Linked DNA regions of Homo sapiens: region 2 is linked to region 1. The links are chromatin loops, found by intact Hi-C in ENCODE. Cell type or tissue: thyroid gland. All regions are shown on one strand. Links, peaks and the distances in the headings refer to the core of each region. The heading gives the core; the rest is flanking DNA.

Evidence for each region. Hi-C counts contacts between places; a loop is a spot of excess contacts. Peaks named below come from ENCODE experiments on the same cell type or tissue, not always from the same donor. Only the 100,000 strongest peaks of a DNase experiment are listed, where the experiment ranks them.
Region 2: it touches region 1 in a loop (1.9-fold over the local background); 4 of 110 quality-filtered maps call a loop at or near these places.

What each region holds. Positions count from the first base shown.
Region 1 is chr9:106,927,828-106,932,223 of GRCh38, reverse strand. ZNF462 (zinc finger protein 462) reads right to left here. Exons shown (of 13, transcript NM_021224.6): 3 at 2,465-4,396; 4 at 1,535-1,699. Among named protein-coding and RNA genes, the nearest start is that of ZNF462, 67 kb to the right of the region's middle. In thyroid gland, for the core only: no CTCF peak of the experiment used is centred there; a DNase peak (open chromatin) is centred at 2,553; H3K27ac peaks cover 2,024 bases.
Region 2 is chr9:107,003,170-107,007,565 of GRCh38, reverse strand. ZNF462 (zinc finger protein 462) reads right to left here. Exons shown (of 13, transcript NM_021224.6): 11 at 4,140-4,272. The region is part of intron 4 of LOC340512 (a long non-coding RNA gene); the gene reads left to right. Among named protein-coding and RNA genes, the nearest start is that of ZNF462, 140 kb to the right of the region's middle. RefSeq lists an enhancer at 1-236. In thyroid gland, for the core only: no CTCF peak of the experiment used is centred there; no DNase peak of the experiment used is centred there.

The sequences.
Region 1 (4,396 bases), core at 172-4,171:
ATAAATATCCATCATCATTGCCTCCAGCTTTCTTTTTCTCCCTACATTCTCCCAAACTCAACAGCACTTCTTGTCAAAGCTTCCTCCCCTGCCTCTCCAGCTACCCCTAGAGGGAGAGCAAGCCCAACTGCCATTCTTCATGCAGTGGAGGTGATTTTAGGACAACATACCCGGACACAGGTTGCTACTGTTTGCGAAATGTGAACAAGGGCTTCTCCCACTCTGAAGACACTTCACTCACTTCTTCCCCATCTTAAAAGAAAATTCAAACTGCAACCCCATCTAAGTTGACATAAAGTTGGGCTAGGGTTGTGGCTCACAGAAAGGAGAGGAAGAAAGGAAGAGAAAGAAAAGCAAAGTAGTATGGTCATTGAGGAGCCTTGGGCCATTATCTGGAAAGGAAGCAAAGCAAAAGATCCCGCTGTCTGCCCCCTACCCTGTAGATGGTGACTTCACTCTATGACTGGAGACTGCTGCATAATCAATTCAAAAAATTAAGGAGCAGCCTAGTTTTAAGTCACCTGTTTTTCGAGATAGCTCCTTGGGTTACTGATTACACAGGAAAAGCCCTTCTGTCTCTCTCACATGATCCCAGGAAACGAGCCTGGGACACACCGCAGTGGTGTCTGAAAGAAAGTGACTGCTGATATCCCTGGGTTGCCACTGTTCTGCCAAAAGACAGAAAGCTTCAGTCTTCAGTGAAGAAAAGTAGAGACTTTATCTTCATGTTAAATTGGCAAAATAGGATGTAAGCTCAAGAAGGGCAGATGACAAAAATATGTTCGCGTGTACCCTTAGAGAAAGGGCAGAACCCCAAAATGACTTCTGTTTTAATAAATAATAGGGCTTAGCAATATCCTGGAAGACGGGGATGGTGGCTTGGTTACTGACATGGTGGCTGCTATTAGGATTATGATGTTCAAAACAGGTGGCCTAATAAAAGTCAGAGGGAAAAGGGAAGACACTTGTCAGCATCATATGGGAGAGGGGATGGAGGAGACAAACCAAGGCTTTCAGGGTCAATTGCGACTTGAACGCTTTTAGTTTTAATGTCTCTTGCAGTCCCCAGAGGACCCAGGATAAGAAGACAAAGAGATTCTCCTAGGCTCTCTGCATCCTCAGCCAGATGAGAACAGTAAGAAGTCAGGAAGAAAGAGGAGCAGAAGATGATGGGAACAGAACCCACTTGATTCCTCTCAAGAGCTCGGGCAACTTGGAAGAACGAAGAGCTAATGGCACTAAACGCAGAATAGAAGGACGACCCGAAGCCTCCTAGACCGAGAATCCTGGACCTTCTGCTGCCACCAAACTATCCGCGTGGAAGGAAACCAGATCGAAACTCGACCTTTCCCTGAACAGAAAGATGAGGAAGGTCCAACCTGCAAAGAAATCAAAACAAGCCAAACCAATCCAAGCATAATTCAGGAATGCCCGCATTCTGAGATGCTCTTTCCTGAGCTGCTTTAGGCAATGGGGTTAATAAGTAACTCGAATCGCTCACACACAATGCTCATCCAGACCTTCCAGTTCTCACCTTCACAGCAGCTGACACAGCTGGGACATTGCCATACTGGACGTGCTTTCGGAGGTGATTGCAGATGGCTCGGAGCGTTGGGTGCACTTCCACACAGAATTTACATTTGTAGCCCACCACTTTCCTCTCCTTGATCTTTGGCACCTCTTCTAAGTGACCAAAAGGCTGGTAAAATACAGTGGTAGCCATCAGTACTCCGAGCCCTCCCTCAATTGTCAGAATTTATTCTTGCAGTTTACTAACATACTTTATTTTAAAGCCGATTAGCAGGTTAAAAACCAAGGGAGATATAGGCGAGTATTTTTATATAACAAATTTGTCAGCATCATGGCACGCTGCCTACTATGCAAAGTCTTTGAAACCCAAATACATTACGGCTTGTGAGTAGAGAAGATTTCTGTGCAGAAGCTCATCGTCACTGCCACTAAGTCATCTGGTTTTCAAACCAGTTTCAACTAGGCAGGTGAAACGTTGCATAGTTGCGCCATTAATGAACTTCTTGATAAAATAAAATCTACTCCTGGAGACGTTAGGTTCATGTAGCAAACACTGAAGACCAAGACATGGCTGAGAAGTGCTAATGGTACCAAGAGACAGCCCACACTGCCTTAGGAAAGAGCGAGCGTTGTTGTAAAACTAGGCTTCAGATAAAGCTACTTGGCAGAAAGACATACATAGAAACCACCCCAAACCTCCCCTGGGGAGCCATGGGAGGAGTCAAAGGGAAGGAGGGAGGAGAAGGGACCAAGGAGAGGGGTGAGCACAGAATGGGAGATAATCAAGCTCGAAATGTTTAATTGACTTATTGAGCTCTCTGGCAAGCTAAGTCACTAGGAAGCCTGCAGCAGTTTGGCTGGCAACGAAGAAGTGCATGTGGGCACCAGTGATGAGAGGCCTCCTGGGGGAAGGGAAATCAAAACATATCCTTACCCTCTCTTGTTTGAAATCTGCAAAAGCACCATCTGCATATTTCTGCTTGCTCAAAAGCTGTTTCCTCCTCTCCTGACGTTTGGCACGCTTCTGGAATTCCTCATTGTGAATGTTCAAGTGTGAGGTCAGCTCGGCTGTGCTTTGCAGTTTGCTATCACAGTGCTTACACTGGTAGGTGGAGTTCTGCAAGCGGGGGCCGTTGCCCAGAATGATGAAGTCCCTCTTTAGGTCCCGACTGTGGTGGTCAGTGTAATGCATGCACAGCAGCTCTGCAGTGCTAAAGGACAGCTTGAAGCATTTGATGCAGCGGAATGGGAGCCACTCGATTTCCTGAGCTTCACCCTCCACCTCGGCTTTCTCAAAGTTGCCTCTCTCCTCTTCTTCCATCAGTGTGGGCTTCTCATGCTCATCTGCATAGACGGCCGTGAAGTAGCCCCCCAACTTGCTGGCGTGCTGCTTCTTTGGGAACACCCCTGGGTGGCGTTTCATGTAATGGGACACGATGCCCTTCTTGCTGAACGACTGGAAAGAGCACAAGGAGCACTTTTTCTTCTCCACTGCCCGCCGGAGTTCCTCGCTCAGCTGAGGGGAGTCGTCCTTGGGCGGGGATGGGATGATCACTTTGTTGGGCTTGTCGCTGATGGTCCTGGAGGCTGCCAAGCAGTGAGTGTAATACGCATCAATGTCGTGGCGCTTCTGGTAGTGGGCTGCCAGACCTTTGCGGATGGGGTTGGTGTAGGCACACAGGGCACACTTGAAGAGGTTGTTCTTGCCTTCTGGCTGGGCTCGGACATTATTGTGCTTGATGCGGTAGTGCCTGGCGATCCCCTTCCTCGTGGAGCAGAAGTACTTGCAGAGCTGGCACCGGAACACAGTGTGGGAGACCAGGTGGGAGGTAGAGAAGTGAGAAGTGGACACGGGCTCCTCTCCCACCTCCTCCTCAGTGATGGAGACTTGGGAAGGGCTCACTTCAGTGGTCATCTCGGGCTCGAGGGGGACTGGCAGCTTCGGGGGCGACTGGGAAAAGACATCAAATTCAGGCTGATTGTGATACTTCTCGTAGTGGATTTTTAGTTTCTCCAAAGTGCCGTGTGTGTACGGACACAGTTTGCACCGGTAGGCGCCATACCCTTGCTTGAAGATCCTGCTCGTCTCCTCCACGTCATTCTGGGATATGTCAGCAGACTGCTCTACGTCGTGCACAAAGTCCTCAGCGGTCACCTTGATGGACGGGTGTCGCTTCTGGTAGTGGGTCAGTACGCCGTGGATGCGGGTGTTGATGTATGGGCAATGCCTGCATTTGTAGACGGCACCTGGGTTGATGTCAATGTCCTGGGCAAAGTCAGCAGCCTTCACTTTCATGCCAGGGTGCTTCTTCCCATAATGAGTGAGAAGGCCGTGCAAGTTGTTATACTCAGATTGGCATACCGTGCACTGGTATGGGGTGGAGGATATGGCGGGGTTGGCTGAAGCTAGCTGCAGGCTTTTCTCAGGGGACAGTCTTGCATCCTCTGGACATTCAGCTTCCTGCTCCGGGAAAGGGGTGGGTATACTGTTTTCACAATTCACAGGGCCTGCCAACTCTTCGGATGAAAGAATGGGCTTCTCCACAGCATCTTTCTCCTTGATGATGTCCAGTAGCACTGACTCATCACCATTCATGGCCCAGGGGTGGAATGCTTGGTAGTGATTAGTGATGTCCCAGATGGAAACAGCTTCGAAAACACAGTCCCTGCATCTGTAGGTTTTGGCTTCGGCTGGCATTGTGAGAGAGGGAGGGGATGGGTCTGGCCCAGCCCACAGTTTAGTAGCCATGTAGGTGTAATCAACATAGTGTTCTGGATGCCTCCGTTGGTAATGCAGGAGCAAACCGTTGGGCTCCGTATGGGAGTAGATGCACCACTCGCAGTGGTAGCCAGCTTCTATCAAGCC
Region 2 (4,396 bases), core at 322-4,321, 75 kb before region 1:
AGGCTTGTAATTCCCATTAATGTGACTGGAAGTTACTCATGTAAATCCCCCACCCTCTGAGAGGAATACGTGCTTCTCCACCCTGAGGGCTTTTTGTTCCCCCATGTGGTAAAGCTCACGAATGTGGACACTATACTTTTTCCAGTGAGAAGAGGAGACCCTGAAGTTCTTTCCAGCCAAACCACTCCAGTGTAATGCCACAGTGCCAAGTAAAAGGGGGCTGCCAAGTAGGGTAAAATAAGGAGGTCTGCCTGGTATACCACACACATCTCAACCACCATGTTTTAAATTCGAGTTTTCTTTCTTTCCTTTTCTTTTTTATAAGGAGTCATAGGGGAGCAGAAGCCTAGAAGGGTATTTTGCCTTTATAATGCTTATAACCTTTGAAATCACACATGCTCAGCTTTAGAGATTAAAAAGCCATAATAATATCCAATGAGAAACAGTTTATTTCCAGAGGAGAAAAGGCAAGGCCACAGAGCGTCATGAAGAAAAAGGAGTCTTTCTGTCAAAAGTATCCTCTCCCAGAAAACTCCGGTAACAGTGCAGAGATGTTAAGAAATCATTGTAAAGAACATACTCATGAAATGGTTTGAAAAAGAAAAAAGAAAGAAGCCATGCTTCTCCGATCACAACCGTTTTCCTTGTAAGAAATGGATTAATACAGCCTCTACTAATAAAAATAATAACTTTATAAGAACAATCAACCTATATGGTAAGGATGTTTTATTTGTCCATGTATTTTTCAGGTTAATACAGGCACAGGGTTTTTGAAAGGGTAGTGTACCTTGGCTGTCATTTCCTGCTGACTGTCTTGGTCAGGGGTTCAAGAGCCAAACTGGGGCCCCCTTCGCAAACCCATAGTCTTTAGCCCTGGCATCATGGTAGGAGGGTGAGTGCAAGTCAGGAAAAGGAACAGGGAACACCTTGGAGGGAAGTAGCCCACCAATAGGCTTCCTTAATGTTTGCAGACAGAACAAGCAGAAAACACAAAGAAATTCTGCAAAACTGCTCCTTACAGCAAGGTCCCAAGGGCCACTGAATCCACAGATTTCAGGGTCAGGTCCCCTTCAGTGAAGATTACACTACTCGAAGCACTGGGAAAGTGGTGTGCAGGGTAAGAAGAGGGCTTGCCTTTGGAGCCAGAAGATGTAAATTTGAATTGAATTTGGTCTCCAGGGTTTATATTTTTTGTTGTTGTTTGTTTGTTTGTTTTGTTTTTTACTTTGAACATGCTCTTAAATTTCCTGGGTCCTTATTTTCCCATTTGTGAAATCACAAAAATAACACCTACATTGCAGGCTTATCATTTATTAGGTGATTGTTATATTCTAGGAACTGGGTGAAGGTCTTCTGTGTTATCTCATTTAATCTTTACAACAACCCATGGAACCACACCCTGGATAGCCAAAGAAATCTTAAACAAACAGAACGAAGTTGGAGGCACCACCCTACCCGACTTCAAAGTTGACTACAAAACTATAGTAATCAAAACAGCATGGTACTGGCATAAAAAACAGATACACAGACCAACAGAACAGAATAGAGAGCCCAGAAATAAATCCACACATTCACAGTCCATCGGTTTTCAACAAAGGTGCCAAGAACACATAATGGGGAAAGGGCAGTCTCTTCAATAAATGGTATTGGAACAGGTGGATATCCACATGCAGAAGAATGAAATTAGATCCTTATCTCACACCAGATACAAAAATCGTCTCAAAATGAATTAAAAACTTGAATATAAGACCTGAAACTATAAAACTACTAGACAAAAACAAAGGGGAAAAGCTCCATGACATTGGTCTGGGCAATGATTTTTTGGATATGACCTCAAAAGCATGGGCAACAAAAGCAAAAACAGATAAACAGAATTACATCAAACTAAACAGCTTCTGCACAGCCAAGGAAACAATCAACACAGTAATAGACAACCTATGGAATGAGTGAAAATATTTGCAAACCATACATCTGATAAGGAATTAATACCCATGCTGTATTAGAAAATCAAGCAACTCAACAGAAAATCATCTATCTGAGTAGACATTTCTCAAAAGAAGACATACAAATGGCCAGCAGGCATATGAAAAAATGTTCAACATCACTAATCATCAGGGAAATGCAAATTAAACCACAATGAGCTATCACTTCACACCTGTTACGAGGCTATTATCAAAAAGAGTGAAGATAACATGCTAGAGAGAATGTGGAGATAAGCGAACTCCTGTTGCATTGTTGGTGGGACTGCAAATTAGTACACCCGTTATGGAAACAGCATGGAGGTTCCTCAATCAGTTAAAAGTAGAACTACCACATTGATCTAGCAATCCCACTCCTAGGTATATCCAAAGGAAATGAAAGCAGGATATTGAAGAAATATCTGCACTCTCACGTTCACTGCAGGGTTATTCATAATAACCAAGATAAGTAATCAAGCTAGGTGTCCATCAATAAATGAATGGATAAAGAAAATGTGGTATATACACACATGAAATACTATTCACCATTAAAAAATATGAAATCCTGTCATTTGTGACAACATAGATAAACTTGTAGAACATTACATTAAGTGAAATGAGACAGGCACACAGAGGCAGGCACAAATACTGCATGATCTCACTTATGTGGGGAAACTAGAAAAGTCAAAGTCATACAAGCAGATAGTAGAATGGTGGTTACCAGGGGCTCGGGGTTTGGGGAGATATTGTTCAAAGGATACAAAATTTCAGTCAGATAGGAAAAATAAGCTCAAGAGATCTATTGTACAACACAGTGGCTACAGTTAATAACAACATATTGTATACCTGACAATTGCTAAGAGAGTAGATTTTAAGTGTTCTCACCATAAAAAATGACAAGTATGTGAGGTAATGCATATGTTAATTAGCTTGATTTAATTTTCCACAATGTATATGTATTTTGAAACATGTTGTACATCATAAATATATACAATTTTTATTAAAATAATTTAAAAAAGTAAATTTAAAAAGTCCAAAATCTGAAGTTTTAAAGTTAAAAAAAATCTTTACAACAATCTTAGGAGGGAGGTGATATTATTCTCATTATTACGATTGTGATTATTTCACAGATGATGAATGTACAAGGAAATACAATAATTTACCCCAAGCCATCTAGACAGTAAGTAGCAGAACTGGAAACCAAATTCAAGCAGGCTAAATGTACAGTCCTCTCTAGTCATGAGATTAAAGAAAAATGTTATATAAAAACGACCAGCACTGAGGCTAGCACATAATGATGCTCAGTAATGGCAACTAGTACTATTCTCATCTCTGGGTCAATATCTGCAATGTTGATTTCTGATGTTTATGTTATCCACGTGCTTCTGATAAATCTGCAATAACTAAAGTAACATATCTCAACCTATATTCTTGTATGTATAGTCTGGGGTTTTTCACAATATTCTACGTTGAACAATATAGAAAACCAACTCTGAATCACATAAATGTATATCCACAACTAAATATACTTTTGAAAACTTTTTCATTTTGAAATAATTATAGACTCACAGGAAGTTAGAAAAATAGTACCAAAGTCCCACAAAACCTTCCCCAGTGTATTCTGTAAATACATAGTTGAATGAAAGAGGTGGTCTCTCTTTCTCTCTCCTTACAAAGCAAGTCAGAGCACAAAGGGGGTTAAGAAAAGGGCCACGCAGAGGGACATCAGGGGGTAGGGGCTCAAGTTCTTTGCACCACCGTCCCCTACAGTTCCAGCAGTGTGTGCCCCAGCAGCAATTTTAAATATGCATTCAACTGGAAGTTCATTCTCATTCCTCTAGAGCTCTACAGTGTCATCCATCTTGCTGTCTGCTTGTCCTTATTCTGAAGATTCCCTAGATACCAGTTTTCCTTATTAAAAACAAATCACTGCCATCTATTTTTCAACAAACATATATCTATAATTAGGGAGAAAATGTCTGTTTTCCTTGGCGTTTCTATAGCTGGTAATAGTTTACAAAGACACAGCTCTTGATGTGTTTTCTAAGTCAGTCTGTTCTGCTACTTAACTAAGAAGGATCATTCCTTCTGTTACTCCTACAACAACCTCCTGCCTCCCTTCTGTCTCACTACGGACATGCCAGATGCCATCTGGGATTGGGAGGGCAGGATGAGACTAACCTCTGTCTTCAGCCTTGCTGTTCATTTCTTCTTCCTTGTCCTCATCATCGCTGCTGGAGCTCTCCATTTTCTCCTTCATCTGTTCCAGCTGATCCAAGTTAACCCGTCCAACCAGCTCAAAGTTACGGCTTACCTGAAAAAGGCCCAAACAAATGATGGAATAATAAACCGCAGACCAAATGGGGTTCTCCCTGATGGAGAGATCTTTCTAACATCATTTTCCTGTGACTGTGGTTTTGCAACCAGGACCAAACAAC